Linked DNA regions of Homo sapiens: all the other regions are linked to region 4. A link is a loop called in an ENCODE intact Hi-C map of the cell type or tissue named here. Cell type or tissue: PC-3. All regions are shown on one strand. Region 1 overlaps ABCA10 (ATP binding cassette subfamily A member 10). Region 2 overlaps ABCA9 (ATP binding cassette subfamily A member 9). Region 3 overlaps ABCA8 (ATP binding cassette subfamily A member 8). Region 4 holds the start of PRO1804 (a long non-coding RNA gene). Region 5 has its middle 160 kb from the start of ABCA8. Region 6 has its middle 7.5 kb from the start of ABCA9.

Region 1 (5,000 bases), 61 kb before region 4:
GGTTAAGTCTGAATTAAAAAACAAATAAAATCCAACTATATTTCTTTTACAAGAGACAGGCATTAAAGCATAAGAACAATAAAAGTTAAAAGTAAACACAAGTGGCAAAAAAGATTTATCAAGCAAATACTGAACAAAAGAAATCTGGTGTACCTATATTAATATGAGACACATTTGACTTTATGGCCAAAAACCATAAGAATAAATAGGGCTGGTGTATAATCATTCCAGACTTCAATGCACCAAACAAAATAGTTTCAAACTATACAAAGCAAAATTGGATTAAATTAAAAAGTGAAACTGACAAGCCTACCTTTACAATGGAATTAGAAGAGAAAAAAATAAAGATCAATGACTAATGCCGATGGTTAAGAAGACATTACCCTTGGTTATGATATTTGACCATTGTAGTACAACCATTGATAAAACTGGCCCAAGGAATTATGTGATTAGCTGTCACAGGGATGCGATTTGGAAGCTTAGAAGCAATTTAGTAGCCTTTAGGATTTCTGCTGACATACTGAATTCTCCAACTGGTTGTGTTTGTGATATTCCTGCTTATACTAAATCCAACTTTTAAATACTACTCACAAAGGCCAACCAATGTAACTGTAACAGCTCCAGTGAAGTAAAACTTTGGTCCTTTTACCCTAATCCCTTCACCCTGTCCACAGAAAGAGAAAGGAAAATCCAGAAGAAGAAGAAGAAAAAAAGAGAGAGTCAAAGTGTAGACCTTGCTCTCTTTCTCACCGCTGATCCCCAAACTAAGGGCGTGCCTAAGATGAGCCTGGGGAGAGAGTTTTACATTGCTTAAGAAAGTTATGATTTGGACTTGACCAACCTTTTAGATTTTTTTTAGTTCTTTAAGTGAATCTTACTTAACAAAATTGGACTGTTTTAATGTTTGAAATGGTCAGAAAGCTATAGTAACTGCTTAAGATATCAGCTAGTGATAGGGAAGGAGATGCAGTAGCATATGCCTGAAGTAATAAGTAAATTATTTATTAAGAAAACAGTTTCTTATTTATTTTATTCATCTATATAGCCCCCTATCATGCTTGTTGTTTGTTTGTTTTTTAAGGAAGGAGAATTATTTAAGAGAAAAACATCACTGAGTTGAGAGGCCTGCGTTTAAGTCTGATTCTTTTCAGTTTTTCCCACTCTGTAAAATGAAGAAATGTCCTGAATGATCTAGTCTTTCAGCTGTTACATGCCATGGTTCCTACATATATTTTACTTCTTTCCAAAGAAACAGAGTTCTAAAAAAGAAACCTCAAAGAACAAATGGGAAATAAAGGAAATAAAATGAACAAAACATTCTGAACCCATAAACATGGTACAACAATAATGAAAGTACAAAAGAAAAACAAACAAAAAACCCTCCATTCTCTTCTAAGCAAAGTATTTATACTTAAATTTGCATTTAAAAAAACTTCAAGGAAATTTAATATAAATGTGCACGCATGTATATATACTTACAATAAAAAAGCCAAAAGACCAAAAGCCATTATTTTTTCTCCACTTGCGAAAGATGAATGAAAGCACATATGTGAGGAATATAAGAGAAACTGCACAACCAATTATGCATACCACCTGCAAATAATGAGGATCAATGGCAAGATTAGAAATGGCAGGTCATAGAGGGAAAGAGGAGGGGAGATAATCAGGTCATAAAGCTGCCTAAGGCAATTTTCTTATTTTCTTGCATATTACATGCCTTTTGCTAATGACAAAACATTCATGAAAATGAATTTTCATTTTGATTCTACTATTATAATTGGCTTGTGGAAAAAATGATCACTTACCAAAACAAACATGAGTTCCCATGAAAGCTGGAATCCCAGAAATATGAAGTAGTAAATTAAATGTATTGAAAAGAGAATCAAGAAGTATAATGGAATGTCCACCAGAGCCTGTCCACACCAGTATGCTGAAGGCCAGAGGCCTGAAATCCATAACTGGGATTGAACATTTTTCTGACAAAGAATAGAAGGGATAGAGGAAGGGATCTTAGTTTGAAAAGATTTTGTGGTTATGTAAAAAAAATTGTTTAATAAATTTTAGAAATAGTATGTTATAGTGTCTGTGTGACAAAAAGCATCCTCCTAAAAATCTAGCATCTCCAATGGAAATGTGTAGTTATTGGTTCAACAGAAAAGTCTCAGCTATTTTTAAAGTTAATTTACCCATTGATACAGATTAATGAAGATGACTACACTATATATTTTTAAAGCCCAGTTTATTAAAGCGTAGTTAAATAATTGGAAACACTGTATGTCTGACATTTCATGCTATAGTTAAAAATCTAAATTCCCTTTGGAACTGTGAAATAACTGCATGGATCAAACAGTACCACATCTTCATCCCTGAAGTTTATTTAGCATGATTTCCCTTACAGCTGTGGCAATTTTATTGTGCTAAATGGTAAACTTTCTGACCTCTTTGAAATCATGTGTTTACTATAATCTATACTGATATTAGATTGTAATGTATGTGTAAAAACATTAACCAAAGTACAACTGTGTGTGTATAAAACAATAAAATTGCAATTACTACAGTCAAATAAAATCAATCTCAATCTAATTTCCTCTCTCTCCCTCTTACTTTATAATCGCTGATGCTGCTCATGCCGATAAAAGGAGAAACGCAGTTTGTGATCAACAACAAAAATATGGACCCATCTATAAAACCAAGATCCAGCACTATGTCATCCTGAAAGATGAAAACACATCAGTAAGCTGTTGCAATTGTTACAAATTATACAAACATTATAAGATACGTTTCCAGGAAATAAAGAAAAACTCTAGAAGCATTCACCTGATTTAAGAAGCAAAGAGACAAGCAAACATGTTTTGTTAACCTTAGTGGCAGGTTCCATTCCCAGGAACAGCATGATATAAAAGAAATTCAAAATCTCAATTTTATATGTATATACGGTAGTCTCCCGTTTCCACAGGGGATATATTCCAAGACTCCAAGTGGATGCCTGAAACCTGGATAGTACCAAACCCTATACATAATATGTTTTTTTAATCTGATAACTGAAATGGCTACTAAGTGACTAATGGGTAACATATACAGTGTGGACACACCAAACAAAGGGATGATTCACTTCCTGGGTGGGAAGCAGGACAGGGCAAGATTTCATCATGCTACTCAGAACAGCATGCAATTTAAAACATATGAATTATTTATTTCTGGAATTTTCCGTTTAATATTTTAGAACTACAGTTGACCAAAGGTAACTGAAACATCAGAAAGCAAAATCACTGTGAAGGGGGACTATTGTACTTAGAGGGCATGAGCAGTTTCTCTTTTACATTTACATCTGATATTTTAGGGAGCTACAGTTATCATATCTGAAGCACTGAGTTAAGTTGTCATTTGTTCCAGTTCCCTATTTCCAAGTTGGCCTCTAATAGTGATTGTTGTGAAGCTGGACTTATGCTTAGGCATTATGCCTAACTACGTGCAAGATACAATTAGAAGAGAGCAAATCTTCCCTGCCTACATAATTTGACTTCTAAAATTGTTTAAATTAAACAATTGTCAAGGCATTGAGGGGTCTTTAAGTTTTTTTCAAGACACTGTAATTTATTATTATTATGACAAAAAAAATCTAAAGAAAAGGAGTGCAGAAAAGGTAAGTTTTTGTCATAAATGCAGGTGCAGGTGGAAGGGCAAAAAAGAAGCAATGAAAAGGTTGTTCTAAGAGTATTAGTAAAGATGTGGGAAGAACCAGATTACCAGGGGCTAAATAAATGCACAATCATCAGTGTAAGGGAAGGGTAACACTTATGACTCCATATCCCTGCTTCCCAGTATCACCCCTGGGAAAGGATATTACCCATGTTGTTGATCCTGTTGCTTAATATTAAATGGGCCAATGTCATTGGTTGATGCACATATCTGTTTTCCTCTCTAAGAATCGGACAAGACTTCATCATGCTACTCAGAACAGTGTGCAATTTAAAACTGATAAATTATTTCTAGAATTTTCTATTTAATATTTTTCAACCATGGTTGACCAAGGGTAACTGAAACCGCAGAAAGCAAAATCATAGATAAAGGGGGACTACTGTACTTAGAGTGTACAAGCAGTTTGGGTCCAACTAAAGAGATACCTTTTTTCTCCTTTATATCCTGCACTCTCTACTTGGGTGTACTGCTTAATTTTGCTACCCTAAATCTCTGCTTTTCTTTGCTCCCCCATCTCTCTTCTGCATATCCTCAACTTCATCCTAATGATTCCCAAAGTATGCATTATCTCCATCTACTTCTCTGGGTTCCTTGCTTTTAAAATATTCTACAGAAAGTATCTACTTGGGTATACTCTGCTTTATCTAATATACTAAGTCAAAAACTAATACTAGCATCTCCTCCAAATAAACTTTCCTTTTCAACTTCCCCATTTCTATCAGTAGTTTTGTGACTGTTTCAATTTCCTAAGCTACAAAATTGTCTTCTTACATGCATACCTCTTTTTTATACTTCTTTCAATCTGCCATTTAATGCTACTATTCTATGAAATTCACATGAGTTTTTCTTTTGTCACTTATTCCTCTTCCTGTATGCTGGTCCAGACACTTTTGTTAGCTTCTGTTGGTCCTTGACTGGCATTTGAATATTAATATATGGTAGGAGGATCAGGGGGTCCAGATACACAGAAGGTCAGAGCTAACCAGTGAAAGTCATTATTAGGCAGAGTTCTAATATAGGCATTTGAATCCTTCACCATTGGGATTCCAATGCCATATTAGAACTTGACTTGTGAATGTCCAATTACGTTCCTTAGTATATTTCTATTTATAACTTAAGTATATCAACTTCAGAGGCATTAGTGAGAACTAAATTAAATAATGTATAGTGAGGCCAGATGTGGTGGCTCACACCTGTAATCCCAGCACTTTGAGAGGCTGAGGCGGGTGGATCACCTGAGGTCAGGAGTTTGAGACCAGCCTGGCCAACGTGGTGAAACCCCATCTCTACTAAAAATACAA
Region 2 (5,000 bases), 260 kb before region 4:
GAGACAGGGTTTCACCGTGTTAGCCAGGATGGTTTCCATCTCCCGACCTCGTGATCCACCCGCCTCGTCCTCCCAAAGTGCTGGGATTACAGTTGTGAGACACTGCACCTGGCCTGCTTGCTTTTTTAGTGGGAGGTGCATAATCAATTCCAATTACTGTCTTTGAGAAGATTGTTCCTTAGTTTGTGGTAGTGGAGTGGGAGCAGGAGGGAATAGCTGGTTTGGCCTGCAGCACATGAAACTCCAGGTATCTGCCTAGAATCCTGCTGTGGTCTAGACTTTCTTTGGAAACATATTTTAAAGTCATAGTTCCTTTATTTTATTACTTAGTGTTCATAAACCTAACACATGTTCAGCTGAGCTTTAAGAATATCAGTCTTCTGATTAGCAACGTAGAATACCTACTCTCTAGGGTGTTGAGAAAGATTTTCAATTTGAATAATAGGAGTAAAATTTAATCAGAATCCTAGTTGAGAAAAATGTAACATGGGACATTTTTTAAGAATGTAGAGTTTATTTTTTCTAAGCCAAAACAACATTACCTATACAATTTTCATGTGTCTTGAATCCCCAAGGACATTAATCCTGTAGTATATTGACAGATGCAAATTAAATACATATACACACTGTTCTATCTATTGCATTCGGCAAGCATGATAAATGATTTTCTCCAGCAATGCTCAGCTCCGACTGGAAAAGTGGAAAACTGCAAGACTTGAGTTTGGGAGTTTAGGATGGGTTTGGGGGAAGGCAAAATGTGACCTTGAAAATATAGTTTAAGTGACAAAGAAAGGAGATGAAGTTAGTTAGGGTTGGAAGGCAGGTCAAAGTATGGATGGGCCTTGAAACTGTAAGTTCTCTTTTGATTATCTAAAATGAATGACATAATTAACAAGACAGAGTTTCAAAATAGTGAGATAATAACCAAATATTTAGCAAATGGAGCTACTCAAAGTGTTAGAATAACACATGAGTTTAGCAGAAGATAAATAATAAAAAGGACAATATGAAATCCACATTATCTGATAGAAACATTTTTGCTTAAATTTTCCATCCTTTTTTTTTTTAATAGGACAGTCTTTTCCACCATTTTCAGCTCATTGCTTCCTGAACTCAACCATGTCAGTCAATGGGCTCCACCTTAAAATTTGTTCAGCATTAAGGATCCTAAATGAAGGACTGGGCAGTGTGGTTCTAGGAAAGCATGAACCTATACAGGGAAGGGTAAAAATTCAAACTAAGCCAATCATAAAAGAGACTCTTCTCCTGGTCAAACTCATTATGATTTACTATGCATCTATTAGTGAGGGAAGAACTGTAAGCCATTATCCAGCCTCTAGTTACAATCTTATATTTTATTATATGTAAAGAGATATTAAAACTGAGTTTATATTCTATAGTGCATTTCCCAAAAATAAGTCTGCAAAAGTTTACTGTGACCTGAGATAAACGTCTCTCTATTCTCTAAGAGCAAGTAATGAAATTTGTCAGGTTCTACATTTGTAAAACAAGCAAATCACAGTAGGATCGCTGAGGTCCTTTATTTTTATTTTTTAAAAGACAGAGTCTCACCTATTGCCCAGGCTGGAGTGCAGTGGTGCAATTATAGCTTCCTGCAGCCTCAAACTCCTGAACTCAAGCCACCCTCCCACCTCAGCCTCTCGAGTAGCTGGAACTACATGTTCATGCCACTGTGCTCAGCTAATTAAAAAGGTGTTTGTGTGTGAGTGTGTGTGTGTGTGTGTGTGTGTGTGTGTGTGTGTGTGTGTGTTGGTAGAGATGGGATCTTGCTATATTGTCCAGGCTAGTCTCAAGTTCCTGGCCTTAAGCAATTCTCCCACCTCAGCCTCTCAAAGTGCTGGGATTACAGGTGTGTGTCCGGCCTTCGAGGTCCTTTTCCACCAAGAATTCTAAGATTATTGTGTAGCGCTGGTTTAAATGCACTCCCAGGGTTCATGTGAGGAGTCGGTGCTGAGTCAAGGTCTTTTTTTCCCAGTAAGCTAACACATCCACTTCAGCATTAACCTTTCCTGTCAAGACAACCCAAGGAATGGCTTTTTACGGTGCCACCCCAGAAAGAGAGACTTCATTTTATTTTCAACAGTCTTTGCCACACTTGCTTTGTCAGAAGTTTTGCTGATTCAGTATATACTACAGTTTGTTGAGGTCTTTATTTTCCCTCACAGAAATAATCTACAGATTATTATGTGACATCACTGAGGCCCGTGCCGTCTTGAAAATATTCAAAGGGACGTGAACGTCAAACAAAATGTATTCCAATGTCTATAGATATTTCTATTAATTACTGAACATTTGTATTGCTAATTTACTAGATTTGTTCTCAAAGGACAATTTTTGCAGGTTGGCCGAATGTGCTAAGCACAGAACCCAAAATTTCTAAATAAAGGAGATCAACTGTTCTGAATTCCTCATTTTTTTACTAAAGATAAAATTATCGAGCAGTTGGTTTAAATAACATATAAATCTAGAGGATTAGGGGAGATTTTGGAAATTTCTGGAAATATTTTGGGTTGTCACACTTGGGGAGTGGTACTGCCATCTGGTGGATAAGAGAGCAGAGATGCTGCAAAATATTTTACAATTCACAGGACAGCCTCCCCCACCACCACTCCAACAAAGAAGTTTCCAATACAAAATGTCAATCGTGCCACTGTTGAGAAACTCACATCTCATATAAGAATAAACTAAGTATCATTAAAATTATTTCTTTATAATCCTTGTAATATTTTCATTTATTGAGGCTTCAAAATAAGTTATTCTTACCTTCTATTTCAAATACTCCAAACATTCATGCAATATAACTTTTAATCTAAGTGGAGATATTCCTTCCTAGTTTTTTTATATTAAGTTAAAGGATAAACTCATCCAAAGGCATTGTGTCTTGGGTTGGATTGTGTCCGAAGAGGGGTTTGGAGGAGACATTAAAATATTTCCACCAACTTATGATAAGAGTTTCATTTCAAGACAGTGACTTTTTTTTTCTTTTTGATGGAGTCTCACTCTGTCGCCAGGCTGGAGTGCAGTGGTGGGATCTCAGCTCACTGCAACCTCCGCCTCCTGGGTTCAAGCGATTCTCCTGCCTCAGTCTCCCAAGTAGCTGGGACTACAGGTGCGCGCCACCACACCCAGCTAATTTTTGTATTTTTAGTGGAGACAGGGTGGTCTCGATCTCTTGACCTCGTGATCCGCCCGCCTCAGCCTCCCAAAGTGCTGGGATTACAGGTGTGAGCCACTGCACCCGGTCAAGACAGTGATTTTAGCACAAGATTTCCACTCTTTTGCTTTGCAATTTCCATGAATATAACTCAGTAAATCAAAACAAGAAGATAATTTATTTTAGCACTAGTAATAGGCAAGTTACTATTGCTTGGCTAGACACTTTCAGGTTGGTGCAATGTGAATACACTGAGAATGAAGGAAGTATCCACTAGCCAGAGAGTCAACACAGATAAACACGTGGGAAGACAGTAGGAAGGATCACTCTTGCAGAGTTCTGCACCAGGTAAGGAATGGCAATAGGAAGCATGGAACAGTTCAATTGCAATTGCATCAGTGCCCTGCATGCTTGAGAGATTCTTACCCTAGGTTTTTGCTTTCATTGTTTTCTTGGCATGAACTACTGTACTAGTCGATGTAATGCTGACTATCTGTTGTAACCAACCCCTAAATCTCAACAATCTCTATATCTTAATACCTCACAGTGGTCTGTGGCAGTTCAGGGTTTTCTTTTTCTTTTGTTTGTTTTCTTTAAGTTACCACAGTAGAGGACACCCACCTTCCTTCCCCATGACCCTCCCATCTTCAAAAACAGACACAGAGCAACAAGTCTTCATGTTTCAAATCTCTATGACTTCCCCTTCTGCCACTATTCTAAGAAAGCTCTCTACGTTTAAGGCATCAGATGATTAGATCAGGCCCACACAGATAATCTTTCTTTTCCTAATGTCAAAGGTGTCATGAAATATAACAGAGACAATGAAGCAATATTGTGTCATATTCTTAGGGTCCAGAGATTAGGGAGGCAGATCTCTACTGGGCCATTTTGGAAATTCTGCCTCTCACAGTGCCAAATATAAATAAGAATATTTGTTGGTAATGTTATTATGAAGATTGCATAAAATAATCAATATATGTACAGAACCTAGTTATAATGTGTATTCTTAGTCTAATAAATAATGATAATATTGCCATGATCATATTATGCTTCCAAGTTTACTATTTCACTTTCTTTTATAGAACTGTTGGATATAAATCCTTTGCTTAACACACTTTCACTGAGATTATTATTGGCATTTTTTTTTAGCTTTGGGAACATACTCTTAGAATACTGAAATGATGTGTTTCTTCATCAGCTCCCAACATATAGCACATTGACACTTTCTTGTTGAAAACTGCTTCACTGAAGTCCTGAGTCTGAGTGTGTCATTAGTGCGGATGAACCCAGTCTTATAAAATCAAGTCTTATTTAAGGCATAGGCCTTATATACAATGATAATGGCACAGTCTTTGGAAATTTGGCTCACTGCAAGAAACACTTACTCTATTACTGATGTACGTAAAGTGAACTATAGTTTTCAATGGGTTGACTTGTATCAACTCATTTGTGACTTATAAAAGTCAAGTGACTCAGTAGGATCAGTATTAATGTCTCTTTTTTAAAAAAAATAAGAAGTCTGGGGCCCTTGGCCCAAGGTCTCAGACGAATATTCTTACGGGTTGATGGAAGTGTTTTATTTTCAAAAACTAGAAGAATATAAGAACTAAAATCAAAGCCAAGGTCTTTCACACAACTTCCTTCAAGTATTCAATTAGATAGCAATAATAATAGTATTAACAAGAAAAACTCACCTAAATAAGAGTATACAAGTTTATTTTAAGGTGTTCATAGGGTTACCAGTTGGATAGGTCATAATAATATATAGAGATATGGGAAATTAAGACCTATGAAGTTTTAATTATTTGCATAAGAGTATGCCCTT
Region 3 (5,000 bases), 330 kb before region 4:
CCTAAGTCACAAAACGAGTTTACAGCATCTACGAACTTTTTTTCGTGGAGCCTTTCCTAAGTGCATAGGAACAGTACAGCAGTAGCTGGGGGCAGATACTCAGAAAAACGGAGAGAGAAACACAAGAAGCTGCATAGTGTCTTGAGCAAGACATCATCAGGGTTCATGGGTCTTTCCTTTTGTGTAATACATGAGTCCACTAGGGTCCAGTCACTGAATGAGGAGTGGAGAGATGTATACTAACAAATAAATAAACAAAAAGTGATGACAGGCTGAAAATCAGTGAGATTAATCATTATTGAGATATTTGATAGCAGGGCTATAGAGAAATATATAGAATTTTTCCAGTGCTATAATTCAAAGTCACGTCTAAGGGAAAGACCTGATTCTACCTTTAAAACATTCGAAGCTGGGAGTGGACTGAATCTAATAAAACCTGTGCAAAAGCCCAGGCACTTGCCAAATACAAATTAGATCAGTTCTGCCATCCACATCAGTAGTCTGACAGAGGAAGAGTCATGCCATTTTCTGGCCATTGTTTACCTCAGTGTTCCTGTTTTGTTAAAGTAACATCCATGATAAAATACAAATTTCAAGACATATGAAGAAGCGGGGAAATATAACCCATAGGGAAGAGGAAAAAAAATCAGAGTCAGTTACTGATAACGGTCATCAGTCACACGGTCCACATGTTAGAATTAAAATACACAAGTTTAAAAATAACTATGATAAATATGTTACAAGATCTACTGGAAAATATGGACAATATTGAGAGCAGATGAGAAATAGTAAAGAACTGAAACTCTAAAAAAGAACAAATGAAAATGTTAGAATGAAAAAGTGCAGTATCAGAAATAGAGAGTTTATTATGTTCGGCTTCAAAACAGTCTGAACACAAGAGAATAAGTTATTTGTGACCTTGAAAATAGGTGGATAGATAGTGTCCAATTTCTAACATAAAGAAAAAAAAAAGAAAAACCTGACACCAGAGAATCTGATATCTGTGGAACAGTACAATATGTCTAATTAAGACTCTCTTCTTTATTGCTGGCCTACAGGAATTTAATAGTTTCATTTTAAAGTATTGTTTGGGGTTCTTAAGTGTTTTAGATCTGTGGGTTCATGTTTTATATTAATTTATGATTTAGAATAAATGTTTTATCTGAAATTGCCCTTAGAAGCCTAGAGCTAATATGAGTGCAGTGAGCCTTGGATGTAGAAAAATGGATTATTTTTAACTACAAAGCAATGTTGACAGGGATGCGTTTCATTTTTACACAAGCTTGTCTAAGAAGAGCCTTAATCATGAACCCCACATTTTGTAATCACATCTTTGGAACAGTGTGTTCTTGAAATATGTGCTTTTACATAATAATTTTCATGCATTTTATTTACCCGATTCATTAATTGTAGATTTTCCTTCTAGCTTCAGGAATACTTCATTCAAAGTTGTCATGGAAACACCATAATTCTCAATTCCTAGGTCAGGATAGCTATCAAGATCCTTGTAAAGTTCTAAAGAATACATATACAGCAGTGAATTAAAACAAGAATCACAAGTGAACTGAAGACAATTTTTCAAACTAATAAGCACAAATCTATGAAACTATACTTGTGATATGTCAAAAACATTTGAAAATTAACATTTCATAATAGATCATCTTATTCTGCAAATTCTATATATTATTTTCTATTTTACATCATGTGTTACAACCCAAATATTACTTTGTCAAACATTAATTTATATTCATTTGCATTTCTATTAAAGTTTAATCTTAGTTTTTTCTGACTTCCTTTTAAAATTTAATTAATTGTGAGACTCTGGGTTTTTCAACTCTAAGCCTAATTAATTGAAAAGTCTTTTCTAGAGAACAGATATAAATGGGAGCCATTTATGTTCTAACTGACAAAAGGAAAGGAATTAATTTTTTGAGAATTAATTGGATGGTGTAGAATCTTCTGTAGTTTAGAAAATATTTGTTAAAGAGAAGACATAGAATATAAACCATTAAAAAATTTTCTGTTTCTAACAATGGAAGAAAAAATTCACAAGACCTAACAGGCAGAGAATGTGGAACTGAATCAGGGAATTTTCCTGGAATTGTGACAGTGATTATTCGCTCTAGCAATTTTATATCTATTCATTCTTTAGTTCGTTCACCAAAATATACTTACGCATCTGTCATTGTTCATGAAGCAGTGAACAGTGCCCCTGCCTGCATGGATTTGAATTACAGTGGTTAAATCAAGCTTAAATAAAAACCTAATTCTAATACTAGGGTGATTACAGAAGTCCTGAGGCTTCCATCTGGAGCTCCTGCTTGGGCAAAAGGATAGGTTAAAAGCTTTTTGTCTTGACTAGAATACCTCATACAGAAAGGTAGAAAAGAAGTAAGATTTAAGCTAATAATGAGTATTATGCATCATTCTTCATTCCACCTAAAACGTCTACAAATTTTCTTTAAATTATAATTACTGTTAAAAAGTACTAATCAGAATTTGCGTAACACTTTCCTGATGATTCTAAGGAATGCTTGTGTTGTCACCATAAAATGTGTATTTGAATGAATGTATATGTCTTTGTTAACCACATATACAGCAAGGTTAATTGTTTCAACCACTAATGTGGGCCCTTATAGTGCCCCATTGTTAAGGAACAAGTTCCCTGAACAACAAACATAGTTAGTAAACTTTTATGCGTTAGCCTGAAAAACCCAAAGTTATTGCAAAAGTCTCACCGAGACAGATAGCCACATCACAGGGCTGTTTAATGTAGTGCATAAGCCAGAGGTTTTCAACCATTTGGGTTTGTGTACATTTATGAATACTAGAATATTATGTTACACACTACTAGGGAAGAAGGACTAAAAGAAGCCCTCTAAAATGCCCAGGCATTACAATACAACTATTAGAATGTAATTCTATTTCCCACTATACAGAAAATAATTCAGTTATTGTACTATTCTTTTGATTATGTTTCAGTACCTGAGCATACTGTAAGACATTGATAAATGTTAGTTGTAATGATAATAATTATGATGATGATGACTATTATTCACATATTTTATTTCACAGTGTTCATGCACATTACCTGGAAATTTATTTGTTCTTTCTAAGGGTAATGTATAAATAAGTTTTCCTTCGCTTTTGGCTGATAATTTGGCATCAGGGATGTGCTGTTTAACAAGTGATGTTATGTTTTCCTCAACACATATTTCATTTAACTGCAAGCTGGCATTCAGAAAAAAAAAAAAAGACATATGTTACTCGACATAGTCTCCAATAGCAAGAAAATAATTAACTAGTCTCTATAGGACAAAGAAAATCAATTAAAATCTAATGCCAGAAATAGGTCAGACAAACACAAAATAAGAGGACAAAAACCCAAGAAATAAGAGGACAAAAACCCAGCCAAATCATATAAATGTGATGGACAAAAGAAAAGAATGAGCTAATGAGAGTTACTGGTGAGGTTACTCAGGAGTAGTGCCCAGAGAAGTTTCATATTGATTGAAGCTCCTGAAGAGAGGGTGGTCACAGAGTGGAAAATACCAGGGTTGCAGTACAGCAAAGGTCAGGACTATGCAAAATGGATAACGTTGCAGTTGAAGGTTCAGTTTTAAGCTGACTAAATAGAATTGTTGTATCGCTTCAAAGGAACAAGAGACTTGTGAGAAGTATAGATGCCAAACAGTTTCAGTTACTCAATGTAGTCATCCAATGCAAATTTACTAAGTTCTTAGTATGTGACAAACATCATACTTAGTGTTGAGGATACAATGGTGACTAAAGCAGCATTATTCTGCTCTTATGGAGTTCATTGTCTAGTGCGGGCGTCAGGAAGAAAACATGTAGACAACCAGATGAGTAAAATAATTATCAATAGTAGTAAGTGCTATGAAGGAAACTGGATTATAGATAGAAACTAATAATGGATGAATGTGGTTTGCTTTTCTTGTAATGCTAAGCCCAGAACTTTGAATAAGAACAAAGTATCATTGAGAAAATCAGTCTATCCATTGAAAAATACCACAGCTATTTCTCCATTATAGAGAAACAGACAAACACAATATTCTATTAATTGAGGTTATAAATTATACAGTGGGCAAAATATCAGTAGTGACTTGGCTTTGAAATATTGTTTTAGCATCTGGAACGTGTTATTTAACTTATCTAAACAGTTACTTTATTAGAAAACTGGAATAATGATTCCCAGCCTCTAGGGTTATTCGAACAATGGAATAATAGTGAAGTTTGCACTTGACAAGCCCTTAAAAATGGTAGCAATTTTATTTGACCAAATGCATAAGTCAAAAATTATTCCACTGACACATAAGTCATGTATGAACTTAAAAGAATATATGCTATTTTTTTAGAAGTAGTGAAATCCACTGGAAGAGTGAAGCAAAAAATGTCGTAGCTGTTTTCCATGATGCTGACTCCTGAAATGAAAACAATTTAAGAATTATTCCTTGGCCACTTGTAGGAACTTGTGCTGAGTGCTGGGGCGGAATGAATGAGTCATGCAGAAAGTCATTCCTTGAGGAACTTGAAGCTTGAAAGGGGAGGTTGTAAAACTTTTTCTGTAAAATGTGTACTAGATAGTAAATTTTCTAGGCTTTGTAGGCTGTTAGAACTCTGTTGAAACTCTTCCACTCTGCTGTTGTAACATGGAGACAGCCAGAGCAGTGTGTAAAAGAAAGGGCATGACTGGGCTCCAACCAAACTGTATTTACAGAAAGAGGAAGTAGGCTGGATGTGGCTCATGAGCTATAATTTGTTGGCCCTTAGATTAGAAGAAAATAAGGCAATTGCACAAATAGGAGTCCATGAATGGACTCGCAAATTGGGCAGGGATCCTGACTAGCACTTTTTATTTTGAAAACATGTTATGTTTCCATGCAGTGTGCCAGGCAGTCTCTTATTTATTTTTCTATAACCTTTACTTGTAAGTAGGAATTGCTACTCTCACTTTGTAGGTGGAAACACTGACTTTCAGA
Region 4 (5,000 bases):
ATTATGCTCCCTGTATTTTTCAACTCCGGCATGTTTGTGGTTTTTTTAATTATTATTTCAATCTTCATTAAATTATCTGATAAATTTCTGAATTGTTTTTCTGTATATTCTTGAAGTTCATTGATCTTCCTTAAAACAGCTATTTTACATTTTTTGTCTGAAAGATCACAATCCCCATCACTTTAGGGCCAGTCCCTGGTGCCTCATTTTGTCCAGTTGGTAAGGTCATATTTTCCTAAATGTTCTTGATGCTTGTGGATGTGTGACAATGTCTGCACATTGACGGATTAGGCATTTATTCTAGTTTCCCCAATCTGGCTTTGTTTATATCCATTCTTCTTCAGGAGATCTTCCACAGACTCTAAGGAGACTGACTGTTGTCTTCCCTGAGCCCAAGACCAGTACAGCTGTCTCAGCATTAGAGCATTAAAGGGCATGCTAAGCCCAGGTTTGCTATGAGTCTTGGGAGAGCTCTGAGATTTATGCAGCTTTCTAGCCCAGATAGACCTGGGGAAGACCAAAGAAGGGTACCCAGGTTGTATGAAAAATCTGGCCAGAAACCTAAACCCAGAAGACTGTTCTGGTAGCTAAGATGGATGTCCATCTCCTACAGTCCCTGGACAGGTGAGGTAGTTCATTGATTGTAGCAGGTGAGGCCAGGGCTGAGACTGGGGACCCTTGGATCTCCTGCAGAAGGCAGCTGGCAAGCCTATCTTATTGGCTCAGATGAGTGTGCATCTCCCAGCAAGTCTCTGCACAGATGGGCTAGTTCCCTGACTGCAGAGGGGTCAGAACTGAGGCTGGCTTCCCTCAGGATCTATTATGGGACAGAGGCTGGAGAGCACAACATGGAAGTTCAGACTCCCAGGATGCAAGACATGGGCGAGTCTCACTCTAGGTCCTTGTGTGAGCAGTTCTGAGCTGGGACTTTAGCAGAGAAGGGCTGAAGTCAAGTCACAGGGCAACTTTCAGATTCATTGTCAGCAGTCAGAGGAGGCTCTCTGTTGAGGCACTAGTGTACATGATTCTTTCTGGACTCCTTGGCAGATGGTTTTGGTTGTAGGCTCAAGACCAAATGAGTTTTTAGCCAAGCTCCTTGGGGAATGGAACCATTTCCAGGCTTGAACCCAGAAGCAAAATCAGCAGATCAGCCACTAGGGTGCTAGTCTGCACTCTCAAAACAACCTCTAGGTCTTGGGATCCACTGGGGTTTCACAATCTTATACCTGAATCCTGAGGCTCCTGCACAGAGACTTTGGTCTGTGGTGGTGCAGAATTATTGTTGTTATGGGGGGTGGCGGGTAATGAGTGGGTTACCTTCTATTATGTCATCTTGCTGGCATCACTCTCCCCAGTTAATTTTGATGCTGCTGGTCAATGAATTTTTTGCTCTACAAAATTTGCATAGAGCAATGAAACAATGGCGTTCACAGAGTAAACCTTCAATTAATCTTAATTACCATTTTTAATGCTTAGTTCTTATACGTCAAGTCTCTTCTAACAATTGGAATTGTTTTACTTCTTAAATATTCCAAATAAAATGCCACTTGTTTTTTGCTCATCTTGATGCTTTCTCCCAGTGGGAATTATCAATTAAATTCTTAAGTAATGATTTGTTTAAGGAAAAAAATTAACTAATTTTTCTGAAGGATGTGACTATCACTGGTTTTCCCTTTTGAAGCAAAAGAAATGAGAAGTAAAAAATTAGATTTGAGACTATGGTTACATCTTTATTTAAAAAGACGATAAACAACACCATTTCTGGAGGTTTCCTTTAACCATCTCTGCCCATCTCCCTCCAAGTTATCCCAGTTATCAATAAAATTTACTTTCAATATTAGAGATAACTAGATTCTGTGCCATTTGGAGAGTGCCTGAAACGTTTCCTATTTTGTGGCTCCTCAAAGAGACCAAAGGAGGGATTTATAACCGGTGATTACAATCTAACTTCAGGTTCTTGTCCTGTCCTATCTAAGAACCATTCCTGTCCTTTTCAACCTCTAGCTGTTCTGCCTTCTTTAAGTTTGTTGAATGGCTAGGAGTATCCTCTGGCTCACCCCTCTTACTTTGTTCTAACCTCTTGAACTCTATTACTGCCTCACCATTTCTCAAATGAACTAGCACTTGGGTGACTCTGGCTCAGAAGAGTTCTGCTCTGGCTTCTTAGTTCATTCAGTTCTGGCTTCTTAGACTGCCTTGCTGTCACTGCCACTACTCAAGCGGCCTTACCCCACCCCTTTCTGGGACCAGAAAGGTATCCCTTTGGCACAAGCCTCTGCTGCCATCTGGTGGTCAGAGTTTCACTCTTTTTCTGTCCCATTTCTACTAGGCACCCACCCACACCTTGCATTGTGCTGCTTCCACCTGGCAGGATTAGAAACTGTATCTCTCATGGTTACTGAGATTTAAAAAAAAGAAAACAAAAAAAACAAAAACAAAACCTTAATTTTAAAGTTAGAGATGCAATACTTTTAAATAATCTTGACACTGTCACATTTCAGTGTAAAATTCATTGTCCCCCAGCACAGTTACAACTCTGAATTTAAATTGTACATTGTAAATTCTTTTGAGCTTTAACTAGGCAAAAGAAAACTTCCAGTGGCTTTCTATACAATTCAGTTCTCAACTTTTGTCTCAGTTGTCTGCTGTATAGGTTTTGTATCCTCAGCTGCATGGGAATAACCATGAGGACAAAGATAAGATCCTGGGTTTGCATCTTACAATACCTATATATATATGGCCAAGTCAAATAGTAGTAGGATTTTTTGAAAAGATTCTTTCTTTGAACTTCAAAATGTAAGCAAAGCTATTCAAACTTGTGGATCGGCCACACTGTCTTTATAAACAGTTTATTTTTATCCAGGGCACCTACTTCTAATATTTATAATGCAGGCTTGTAAATCCCCCCTGCCCAAAGTGAGTAGTCCCAAATTGGGAACCCCATTGAGAAATGACTTAAGAATAGCAAATAAGTAACTTCACATGTAAGAAGATAGTTCACATAATATTCAAAGACAACCTAAGATTAACTGAAAACAGCACTGAAAGAAGACATGCATTCAAATATGCACAAAGACCTTGAGAATAAGTCTGCAGACAGAGTCTATGAAACTGATAGAATGTATTTATTACAAGATTAGAATCGAAATTTTCTCCCTACTACCTCAATCTGAGTGAACCAGAATCAAGAATCTACCTCCTTTCAGCACTGAGTATGAAACATTACTTGTGTATGGAAAAACTACAGAAAATAATTAAAACAAACTTTTCCACTGACGCCTTTGGATAAATGAATCAATTTTCAACCCAAATCAATGCATTAAATCAGTATTTTCAAATGGGAGTAATTTTGTCTTCCTCCCCCTACCCCCACCCCAACCCTCCCTCAGGAAATATTTGGCAAAGTGTGGAGACATTTTTGGTCTTGGGAGAGTGTGCTACTGGCATCTGGTGGGAAGAGGCTAAGAATGTTACAAATACCCTGTAACACACAGGACAGTCTCTCACAACGAAAAATTATCCAGCCCAAAATGTCAATAGTACCAAGGTTAAGATACCCTGTATTAAACAATAGCAAATCACTTCAGTGCAAAATAAGTTTCCTAAGGAGAAATCCAGTATATTTTGGATAGTGAAGAGGAAATGGCAAAAGTTATTATTTTCTGGTCAAATATTAATGGCATGGGATTTTGATATACTCCTTCTGTAGCACAATGTCTAACCAAGGCTTCCAATATACTAGCCACTTCTTACTCATTTAATTCATGATGTCATCAATGGAGTCGACAAGTCTTACGTTCTATGAAATGACCAGCTGATCCAGGTCTCTTTTGGAATTTATTGGCAGAGAGAAAGAAAACCCTAAACGTAGCCTTAGGGCAGAGCAAAATGTATACTTTTGTACATTCCAGATCAATGCAAAATGTTTCTGATTGGAATGGAAAATGGGCCATTTGCCAAATCAGTGGCTGTATACCACATGACAGAAGCTCTTCTTAATCAGCTCTGGCAAAGATAGCACATCTGGTTAATCTACTCAACTGAAGCCAACAGTTGGCTGAATTTGCTCTAGACTAATATCCTCCTCTAGAACTGGATTTTTGCAGGACCAAGATTAGTATATTTAACACGGAAATATTATAAAGACCATCCCCCTCCCACTTGCATCTTTAGGTCTTTAAGGGTGGCACTAACTTCTTCCATTCCTTTCCCATTCCCTCTCCCAAAATGAAATGTTTTTATTTCCTATCTTGACTGCGGCTAGTACAGTTTTCTCACTGTAATTTCCCCAAAATTCATGTCCTTCCTAAAAGCCTCAGTAGGTGACTGTATTTAGAAAAAAGATCTTTGCAGATGTAAAAAGACAAGGTAATATTGGAGTAGGGTGGGCCCTAAATTCAAAATGACTGGCAACCTTTGAAGAAGACACAAGACATTCACAGGGAAGACAGCTATGTGACAAGATTGGAGATAAGCATCTGCAAGCTAAGGAACATGAAGAATTTCCAGCAACTGGCCGGGCACAGTGGCTCACACCTGTAATCCTAGCACTTTGGGAGGCCAAGGTGGGTGGATTATGAGGTCAGGAGTTTGAGACCAGCCTGGCCAATATGGTGAAACTCTGTCTCTACTAAAAAATACAAAAATTAGATGGGCATGGTGGCAGGCACCTGTAATCCCAGCTACTCGGGAGGCTGAGGCAAGAGAATCGCTTGAACCCGGGAGGCAGAGGTTGCAGTGAGCTGAGATCACGCCATTGCACTCCAGCTTGGGCAACAGAGTGAGACTCTGTCAAAAAAAAAAAAAAAAATTTCCAGCAACTACCAGAAGCTAGAAAAGAGGCATGGAACTGATTCTCCCTCTGAGTATCCAAAAATGAACCAACCCTGCTGACATCTTGATTTTAGACTTTTGGCCTCTAGAACTGTAAGAGAATAAGCTTCTGTTTTTTTAAGCCACTCAATTTGTGGTACTATGTTACAGCAGCCCTAGAAAACTAG
Region 5 (5,000 bases), 440 kb before region 4:
GGCAGTTTCTTGAGCTAGTCCTCACATTCTGAGTAAGGCATCTCATTTGTTACCCTTGATTAATATTTTTGAGAATCAAATGAGGCATTGAACAACACTAAATGCTCTACAAGGCATTAAGAAAGCCAAAAGCCCTTGACATTTTTTTTCTATTCTTTCTCCCTCATTTCAAAACAAGACGTTAATATCACTCCAAGTTTATTGCGTAACGTAAGGGAGTGGGGGAAAACATAATGATTTCAGGAAAAGAAAGGATCTGCAATTGTTATACAATGAGGGGCAAAAGAAGCAAGAGAACAAATGATGAAATCTAATTATGCAGGGTGTTTCATCATTTTCAAAAATTGTTTTATATTTCACACAGAACTACAAGGAGAAAGGGTAAAAAAAAAAAAGTACTGGGTAAGGAAAAAGGAAAAGAGAGAAAGAGACTCCATAAGACCTCTAGTGCCTCATCTATCTGGAATTTGAATATATGGCAGTTGGGATTATCAGTATAAACAGGAATAAGAATCAAGCCAAAATTATTTTGCCATATTCCATGTGGTTATAAATAACAGTAAGTGGCTAATTTTGTATGGTTATTTCTGTAAGCCCTGTAAAGAGAAGGCTTTCATTTGTAAATGGAAGGTTTTGAGGATTGAGTTTCCCTGTTGTTTTGTGGTTTACAAACTCCTAGACACATTTATCTACATGGCAAACCTTGAAAGAAGACCAAAATTTTAGCTATACTCTTTACCATCATTTTCTTCTCATAAACTGGAGCTGACAAAAAGAAATTGACACTATACACGTTGCTATTTTTTCTGCATACTGATTCTCAGGCTTGGAGTTAATTTTTGCAGGGTAACCTTGGACTGTTTGTTTTATTTCATCTTTCTACTTCTCTCAGCTTTTACTAACTCCGGTCACACCAAAAACAAACAAACAAACAAAAAAACACACACACACAAAACTATGACATCAGACCAAAGTTACAAAGTTACCACAGGTCTAATCCTATTGCTAGGTAGTCATGCTTGCTGGTAAAACTGTTTTTGGCATCTTTATCACTATTCACCAAAACCGTAATTATCAGGTGACATCTCCAGGTCCCCAGGGGTGGGACCTTGTTGCATGGCCTCTGCTGCAGGTCATCTCAGACACACTGAGGTTTCCTACAACTTCCTCTGAGCCTTCCTTTGTTCTTTATTGCAGTAACTGGCTAATGCTAGATTCCAAGGTGGCATTCAAAGTCAATCTTCAAATTCCATGCCAAGTGGAGAAACATTTAATTCTGGGGTTGTTTCTAGAAGTAAAGTTTCATTTTAGCAATCTTGGCTTCTCTCAGGGTTTCTGACCTGTGACAACTGGGGTGTAAAGGACAACAAAATAATATTACATTTAAGAACAAGTGATGGGATTAAATGTTTATTTTTCATCTAAAACTTTAAAAAAGGAAGCAAATGAGTAATTCCGTGCTGCCTTTTCACAATGTCATGTAAAATATTGAGTGTTTTTTTAAATAAAACATTTTTTCCCATTGAGTATAAAATATACACACATGAATTACTGATTTATTTTTTTACAAGACAACGTATATTCATGCCCCAGAGCTTCTTTCTCCTTTCAGATAGAAATCCCTTCTGGGTGATTCCTGAGTATTATGTGGATCACTGTGGATTTTGGCTGCAAAAGAGAACAGAGCATCCCTTTTGTAAAAGAAGTATCAACCAATGTAACAGTTTCTGCTTTTTTGCTTCCAAGTTGCTGAGATTGACCAGAAGGCTGGAGCCTAGGCCACCACTGATAGGTTATCTCATTCACAGATTATATCCTAATGTTGGAAGTTTGCAGTGCCTTGCCCCCAGATGAAGACCCCTCCCCCGCCCAGTGATGTGTTTGGAAAAGTCTTGGAAGTAATTGCTCCTTGATTTTTTTTTTTTAGTTTCAAGTGAATAATGCAACAAAAAGCAGAAATGTGAATAATCCCATTGTAAGTCACTCGCCTTCTGGTGGATTTCGGTCAGGGTCAAAGAGCAAACGGGCAGGAACTGGGCTGTTTGAATGAGCTTTGTAAACAAGGTCGTCATCAAGCCATGACTCAATACACAGTGAATTATCTGAAGCCTTTTAGAATTAGCAACTAACCTCCAGGAAACTGGTGCATGTTGCAATGAAGTAGCTGACCATCCAAATAGCACAGGCCACAGCACCATGGGACATTGCATTTATTAATCATTAATTAATTTATTTATTTTTGAGACAGAGTCTCACTCTGTCACCCAGGCTGCATGGCAGTGGCATGATCTTGGCTCACTGCAACCTTTGCCTCCTGGGTTCAAGCAATTCTCCTGCCTTAACCTCTCCAGTAGCTAGGATTACAGGTGTGCGCCACCACGCCGGGCTAATTTTTGTATTTTTAGTAGAGAGGGGGTTTTGTCATGTTGGCCAGGCTGGTCTTGAACTCCTGACCTCATGTGATCTGCCCACCTCAGCCTCTCAAAGTGCTGGGATTGCAAGCGTGAGCCACCACCCCCGGCAGGGACATTGCATTTAATACAGAGGGATCACTCCTCGTGTAGTGTCCCTGAATTCTTCCATTGCTTACAACATTCAAGTTTCCATGAGTGAAGAACTTTATTCTGCTTCATTATTTTTATTTATCCACTTTTTTCTTTGATATGCAGAGTGGCCCAAGAGAGCACAAATTCTAAAGGTTGACAGAAGAGGGAGCACTTGTAACTTTGAAATAACAACAAAAAAGATATGTTTTTCCCTTTATATAATAGGGCTTTGTCTGTTTTTAAAAACTAGATCTTTTCCCAGCTGCGTGTCGCACCAGATGTTCTCTTTGTGAGGCTTGGGCATAGAAAGTCCTCCAAGGCCCCAGGCTCTCATTGCTTCCAGAACACAGCCCTACTTTCTCCCATTCTGAATTTTTTTTAACACAGAACAATCCATTATTCTTACCACCATGTAGTCTGAAAGTCTGTATAATCCCCTAAGGGTAGGAAAAAACAAACACAAACAAGCTAGAAAGAAGATGATTGAAATAAAGTAAAGAGCTGGTAAATACGAAGGCAGGAAAAGAGGTAACCAGGGAAGAAGCTAGAGAACAAGGAAGAGGAAGTGAAGATAATGGGCTGAAAAGTCACAAAACAAAACAGCAAAACAATCTTCCCCTCCCCCCAAACTCTTTTCATATATTTTGTTTTCCATTATGCAAAACATTAGGTTTGATGGGCTTTATTTTCCCGTCAAAAAAACTTACAGATGCAAACAGAAAGGGAAAGTAAGACAAGGAGTGATCCAGGTCTCGGCTCACATGCCTTTGCTGGCAGGTTGAGCCACACAAAATTTCCAAAAATTAACCCTTGACCTACAGAAATAGCAATTTTATATAGTTTGATTCAATATAATTGCCAGTGAGATGACTGTCACATGCGTCCATGTGAAGAGACCACCAAACAGGCTTTGTGTGAGCAATAAAGCTTTTTAATCACCTGGGTGCAGGCAGGTGGAGTCCAAAAAGAGAGTCAGCAAAGGGTGGTGGGATTATCATTAGTTCTTATAGGTTTGAGATAGGCGGTGGAGTTAGGAGCAATTTTTTGCGGGCAAGGGGTGGTTCTTACAAAGTACATTCTCAAGGGTGGGGGGAATATTACAAAGTACCTTCTTAAGGGCAGGGGAGAATATTACAAAGTACCTTCTTAAGGGCAGTGGGTGGGGGGAGGATATTACAAAGTACCTTCTCAAGGGTGGGGAGGGTGTATTGTCACAAAGTTAATTGATCAGTTAGGGTGGGGCAGGAACAAATCACAATGGTGGAATGTCATCAGTTAAGTCAGGAACTGGCTATTTTCACTTCTTTTGTGGATCTTCAGTTGCTTCAGGCCATCTGGATGTATATGTGCAGGTCACAGGGGATATGATGGCTTAGCTTGGGCTCAGAGGCCTGACATTCCTGTTTTCTTATATTAATAAGAAAAATAAAACAAAATAGTGGTGAAGTGTTGGGGCGGTGAAAATTTTTGGGGGTGGTATGGAGGGATAATGGGCGATGTTTCTCAGGGCTGCTTCGAGTAGGATTGGGGCGGCATGGGAACCTACAGTGGGAGAGATTAAACTGAAGAAAGATTTTGGGGTAAGGTATGATATTGTGGGGTTGTTAGAAGGAGCTTTTGTGGTATAGAATGATTGGTGATGGCCTGGATGCAGTTTTGCATGAATTGAGGAACTAAACGGAAGATACAAGGTCCAAATAAAAGAAGGAGAAAAACAGGTATTAAAGGACTAAGAATTGGGAGGACCCAGGATATCCAATTAAAGAGTGTCCAAGGGGGTTCAGCATAATTCTTTGCTTGTTTGGTGAGCTCTTGGGCTCTATCCTTGAGTTTTTTTTTTTTATGTTGTCATATACCAGGCCAGATTGATTTAGGTAAAAACAACACTGTTCATTTAAAAATTAACCTTGACTATGCCTTTAGCTCCAGCCACCTCTTTAAGAGGAAATTGTTGGGCAGATGGGGGAGGGCTAGTCGTGGAACAAAACTGTAAGCCAGACCTGGTATGAGGAGGGGAGGTGATAGAAGGATTATAGGGTGGGGGAGTGGAGGCTGAGGAAGAATTGGGACCTGGCTCGGCCTGGTGAGGAGGAGCCTGGGGAGGAGGGGAGAGGTCAAATGAGTCCATAGAAAAGGAGGATTCAGAGGACTCAGAGCTTGGGGTGGAGACTAAAGGAACAGACAGGAGAGAAAGAAGAAAGATTTGGGATGAGTTGCATTGGGAGCAGAGACTAAGGAGGGACTGATGTGTAAATGAATGCCTGGACATCAGGCACCTCAGACCATTTGCCCATTTTTCGACTAAAATTATGTAGGTCTTGTAGGATGGAGAAATCGAGAGTGCCATTTTCTGGCCATTTAGAGCCATTATCAAGTTTGTATTGGGGCCAAGCAGTGCTGCAGAAGAAAATAAGACCCTTAGGGTTTAGGTCAGGCAAGAATTGAAGAGGTTTT
Region 6 (5,000 bases), 170 kb before region 4:
ATGTTTGCCTCCCCTTCTGCCATGAATGTAAGTTTCCTGAGGCCTCCCCAGCCACCATGAACTGTGAATCAATTAAACCTCTTTTCCTTATAAATTACCCAGTCTCAAATATGTCTTTACTAGCAACGTGAGAACGAACTGATACCCTTGCCCTCATTGCATATGGGTTCCATGCCCCTTCCAGGTGCCCCCACAGCACGCTGTGGTTACTGCTATTGTAGTATGTACCTCACTGTCTTTTAGGCTAAATATACTCATTTCTCCCACACCATAGATTGTAAACAACTGAAGGGTACAAAATCATCACCGCTGTGTACCTCACAGAGCCTGGAACATGAAGGTTGCTCAATACATATGTTTTAAGTTTTAAATGTATAATATTGAATGTGAGGTAGGAAAACAAAAGAAAAAAAGTATCTTTTTTTTTTCAAGAAGCTTAGTTATAAAAGAAAGGTTGTAGGTTGGGTGGTAGTTTAAGTGAGTTGTTTTTGTCAAGAAAAGGTTGTTATTTTGTTTTTTAAAGACAACATTTAAAAAGGGAAAGTGAGGAGGAGAACGCTGAACACGCAGGAGAAACGCAGTAACAGGTGGAGTGCTGCTTTTTTGGAGGGGCTGCGTAAGACGGTATTGGATCAGATGGGACAGGTTTTTTTTTTTCTCTGTCACAAGAAAAAAAGGAAGTGCCAGTGAAAGCTGAGAGGATTAAAAAATGTGACAACACGAAGTAAAGATTTCCGTCCTCAGGGTTAAGATTTTTCTGTGAAGTAGGAAGCAAATTCTAAGAACAAACCAACAGATGTGCTGGGCACTTGAGGATACTGTGAGGAGTCTTCAAATAGGTATCAAGGAGAGTGGAAGATTGCCTTAGACATGTCAGGAACTCATAAGTCCTGCTGCCTTAAGAAATGCTCCTTGAAACTAAAGGAAAATTTGTAAGGTTTATCTCTGAACTGATGGCTCAAAACAACATATTTTTAGAAGTTATTTATCATTAATTAAAATCATTGATGGATCAGGAAAGGCATCGATAGCTATTGAAACTGATAAATAGTGAGTGACTTAAAGACTTGACAGAAAAATGCTTTAAATGTACAAGAGAAAAGCCGTACTTATGGAATAAACTGAGTTACTCATACCTAAGACACTAGCACCAATACAAAAATAGCAATAAAAAAAGAATTGACATATTTAATGCTAAATTTTGTAATATTTTTGCTATTTTTGTATGAATGGAAATTTTCTTAATATATAATTAAATATGATTTAATATTTTTTAAATTTATATTCTTCAACTTTGAATTTATAAAAGAAAGTCATTGTGCCCTGTAATCCCAGTACTTTGCGAGGCCAAGGTGGGAGGATCTCTCGAGTCCAGAAGTTCAGACCAGCCTGGGCAACATGGTGAAACCCTGTCTCTACAAAAAATACCAAAAAATCAGCCAGGTGTGGTAGTACATGCCTGCAGTTCCAGCTACTCTGGAGGCTGAGGTGGGAACATCACTTGAGCCCTTGAGCCTGGGAGGTGGACGTTGCAGTGAGCTGAGATGGCGCCACAGCCTTCCAGCCTGGGCAACAGAGTAAGCAGAGTGAGACCTTGGAAAAAAAAAAAAAAGAAAGAGAGAGAGACAGAGAAAGAAAAAAGAAAGAAAGAAAGAAAGAAGAAAGAAAGAAACAAAGAGAAAGAAAAGAAAGAGAAAGAAAGAAGGAAAGAAGGAAAGAAATTGGGTTATACAGGTTTCTTTTTTATTCTTACCCTATATAAGACTAACTAGTAAGCCTGGGCTCCTCAAACATCACCAACAATTACAATTACATTACAAGTTATAGTCAGAGTTCAGAAGCCTCACAGAGCTCACTGGGTTTGAAAGAACTAAACATTGCTGCCATTGCATTTCTTGTCAGCTTCTGTTGGGGGCAGTACATAAAAACAAAGAGTTTATTTTGTTATAGTAGATGCTCATCTCTGTGCAGGAAACCTAAACAGAAACACTGGGAAATCTTGGCTCCTTATCTTATAGGCCAGGAAATCTAGGCCCCACTCCACAATATCTGGGGGGCACTAATTCTTTCTGTATTTGTTTTAAGATGTTTGATTAAATTAATATATGTTAGATTTTGCCTAGGTCTTTTTTCTCCAGAGAAATTATTTACTGTTACATAGGAATCTCAGGTGTTCAGCCTTTTTATAAACATTCAACGGAAACTTCAAACAAAAATGTATTTGGTCATCTAAAATTATTGTTTCCAATATACAATCATTATTCCTCTGAGCCCATCCTGGGAGTATTTTATGCAAGTTTTCTAGTGTATTTAGCATACAACTTAAAAAACCTTAAGAAGATATCAAGCCAGTTACTTTTCAATTTATTTGTACCAAAATACCACACAGTGGGATTTTGTAAGATAATAGCAAAATCTTTATTGCTATTTCTATTTCTATTGTTGAACTATGCTAATGTGAATGCTCCTTCAACAAGGAAATAAATAAAATGGTTAAATAAGAAGTAACAAAAACAGAGATCACATTTAAAGAAAAATAAATACCCAGATGCCAGAAATGAAACAGGAAAACAAAGCTAAAAGGAGATTGCTATTTTAAGCCAGTAAGTTTTAAGGTGGTTTGGCAAAGGCTGATTGACAAACCAGCTAAAATATAATTCATGTGTAAGCATAAAATAGATATATCTTTACCCCAAAAAACTGAGATTTCTATTTTATGGACATCTCTGAAAGAACTACTAATAAATATCCTCCAAGAAGAAGAAAAAACTGAATCCAGAAAGAAGTAGGTGAATGCTAGCAACTAATAAATATATTAGTGAACTAAATAAATATTGATTGTGCAAACTAATGATGATAATGACTAATGTGTGCAGGGGGCAGTGTTAAACACAATGGACAACTCAAGTATCAAACAGCAGTTATATGGGAGGAGAGAGCCATGATCAGAGCTAAGTTCCCTAAAAATCTTATAGTTTAGGAAGAGGACAAAGATATGATTAACTTTAAAACTGCATTCTTCAGTAAGGTAGCCACTAGCCCCATGTGAGTATTTAAATGTAAATTTTAATTAATTAAAAATCAATAAAATTTAAAATTCAATTTCTTCACCTCCAACATGTAAAGAGCGTGGAAGTCATTATTCGCTTTCTTGCAGTAAGAAAAAACCTAAGCAAACTGAAAATCAGTGATATTTCTTGGACCCATCAGAGATTGAGGTTTCAGGGCAAACTACAACCCTAAAATCCAGAGAAACAAGTGAATACAGAGAATCACAGCCAAGATCAGCTTACCTGGAGCAGAAATCACTAGAGCCAGAAATTGGTAGGACGGAATGCATAAATGGTAATTTTGATGAATTGCTGGAGGTTGAGTGTGGCCTGCAGCCGGGGGAGACATTCCTGGGGTCAGTCCCCTTAAGGGGAAGAAACAGGTGAGTGTAACTGGAGGAGGGCAAAGCCTGTGGGCCTCAAGGATCCATTCACCACTAGATCTGGTACCAAAGCAGGGGAGGAGGGTCTGACCTCCCTTTCCTTCTATCCTCAATCTGTTGCTGCTACTTCCTGTTGGATTAATCAAACCCAGCTGGAATCCAGGCATCAAAGAAGAGAATTGGTGATGCAGTACACAGTGGTCAGCTTCTTTTACAAGGGGTGTGTTAGGGAAATAGAGAGTAAAGCCTGCACTAGATCTCTCTACGACAGCGTTGAAATAGTTTAGTTCTTTTTCCATTTTTCTCTTGATCCCTTCTTTTGTTTTATTCTGATCTTCCGTTTTCAGAATCATTAATCTGCTCCTAAATATAATCTTAATAAAAACCCATTAATAGCTTGAAAAACAACCATATTATGATATTTTTAGCAAACTATGTCCATTTTAAAACTTTTAAAACCTTTATACTATATCTGATGTTGGTTATTCGGTATCTTGTAAACATTTCCATAACACTTAAGAAAACTTATAGTTTATCAAAAACACAAGCAAAGATTTCATTATATTGTTATTGAAAGTGGTTATATATATTGTCATGTTATTCATTTGAGCAAGACAGGAGAATTTATTGCTTGGGTTTTAGAAATAATTTAAATAAATTCAACTATCATTGTAAAACAAATTTACATTTATAAAGCACTAATGGTTCCAGAATGAACAAATTATAGGTTATTTATCACAGGTTTGGAAATGTAACTCTTCAGATACAATTATATCTGTAAAATATACAGATAAAATATTTAATTACATAAAATGCTTATATAATAGATAAGAAAAAGATTAAAGCATAAATATAAATGATCAAAAAAATACAAAAATTAAAAAAATAAAATGCAGCTCCCGGGCAAGATGGCCAAAAGAGAACAGCCCTGGTCTGCAGCTCCTAGCGAGATCAACGCAGAAGACGGGTGATTTCTGCATTTCCAACTGAGGTACCCAGTTCATCTCACTGGGACTGGTTAGACAGTGGGTGCAGCCCATTGAGGGGGAGCAGAAGCAGGGTGGGCCGTTGCCTCACCCGGGAAGAACAAGGGGTCAAGGAACTCCCTCCCCTAGCCAAGGGAAGCGTGAGGGACTGTGCCTTGAGGGATGGTGCACTCCGGCCCAGATACTATGCATTTCCCATGGTCTTCACAACCCACAGACCAGGAGATTCCCTTGGGTGCCTACACCACCAGGGCCCTGAGTTTCAAGCACAAAGCTGGATGGCCATTTGGGCAGACACCGAGCTAGCTGCAGGAATGTTTTTTGTACCCCAGTGGCACCTGGAACGCCAGTGAGACAGAACCGTTCACTCCCTGGAAAGGGGGCTGAAGCCAGGAAGCCAAGTGGTCTAGCTCAGCAGATCACACCTTCACAGAGCCCAGCAATGTCAGATCCACTAGACTGAAATTCTCACTGCCAGCACAGCAGTCTGAAGTCGACCTGGGGTGCTCGAGCTTGGTGACGGGAGGGGTGTCTGCCATTACTGAGGCTTGAATAGGTGGTTTTCCTCTCACAGTGTAAAC

The links. A loop is a pair of places that touch in the nucleus more often than their neighbours do. Peaks named below come from ENCODE experiments on the same cell type or tissue, not always from the same donor. Only the 100,000 strongest peaks of a DNase experiment are listed, where the experiment ranks them.
Region 1: a loop joins it to region 4, with 4 times the contacts of the local background. A loop is called at or near these places in 3 of 110 quality-filtered maps.
Region 2: a loop joins it to region 4, with 7 times the contacts of the local background. A loop is called at or near these places in 36 of 110 quality-filtered maps.
Region 3: it touches region 4 in a loop (6-fold over the local background); 12 of 110 quality-filtered maps call a loop at or near these places.
Region 5: it touches region 4 in a loop (7-fold over the local background); 9 of 110 quality-filtered maps call a loop at or near these places.
Region 6: it touches region 4 in a loop (8-fold over the local background); 14 of 110 quality-filtered maps call a loop at or near these places.

The regions. Positions count from the first base shown.
Region 1 is chr17:69,172,802-69,177,801 of GRCh38, forward strand. ABCA10 (ATP binding cassette subfamily A member 10) reads right to left here. Exons shown (of 39, transcript NM_001377321.1): 23 at 2,605-2,712; 24 at 1,806-1,976; 25 at 1,480-1,593. Among named protein-coding and RNA genes, the nearest start is that of ABCA6, 33 kb to the left of the region's middle. In PC-3, no CTCF peak of the experiment used is centred here; a DNase peak (open chromatin) is centred at 3,100; H3K4me3 peaks cover 956 bases; H3K27ac peaks cover 1,867 bases.
Region 2 is chr17:68,969,758-68,974,757 of GRCh38, forward strand. ABCA9 (ATP binding cassette subfamily A member 9) reads right to left here. Exons shown (of 39, transcript NM_080283.4): 39 at 4,731-5,000. Among named protein-coding and RNA genes, the nearest start is that of ABCA8, 17 kb to the left of the region's middle. In PC-3, a CTCF peak has its summit at 2,554 (motif pointing left); no DNase peak of the experiment used is centred here.
Region 3 is chr17:68,904,649-68,909,648 of GRCh38, forward strand. ABCA8 (ATP binding cassette subfamily A member 8) reads right to left here. Exons shown (of 40, transcript NM_001288985.2): 18 at 3,092-3,231; 19 at 1,396-1,515. Among named protein-coding and RNA genes, the nearest start is that of ABCA8, 48 kb to the right of the region's middle. In PC-3, a CTCF peak has its summit at 2,207; DNase peaks (open chromatin) are centred at 2,203 and 4,533; H3K4me3 peaks cover 231 bases; H3K27ac peaks cover 789 bases.
Region 4 is chr17:69,233,367-69,238,366 of GRCh38, forward strand. PRO1804 (a long non-coding RNA gene) reads right to left here and starts at 1,646. Exons shown (of 1, transcript NR_130736.1): 1 at 1-1,646. It also overlaps a transcript of ABCA10 not described here. In PC-3, a CTCF peak has its summit at 2,304 (motif pointing left); a DNase peak (open chromatin) is centred at 2,265.
Region 5 is chr17:68,792,037-68,797,036 of GRCh38, forward strand. No RefSeq gene overlaps it. Among named protein-coding and RNA genes, the nearest start is that of ABCA8, 160 kb to the right of the region's middle. In PC-3, CTCF peaks have their summits at 2,687 (motif pointing right) and 2,887; a DNase peak (open chromatin) is centred at 2,075; H3K27ac peaks cover 371 bases.
Region 6 is chr17:69,065,964-69,070,963 of GRCh38, forward strand. It overlaps a transcript of ABCA9 not described here. Among named protein-coding and RNA genes, the nearest start is that of ABCA9, 7.5 kb to the left of the region's middle. In PC-3, a CTCF peak has its summit at 1,924; no DNase peak of the experiment used is centred here.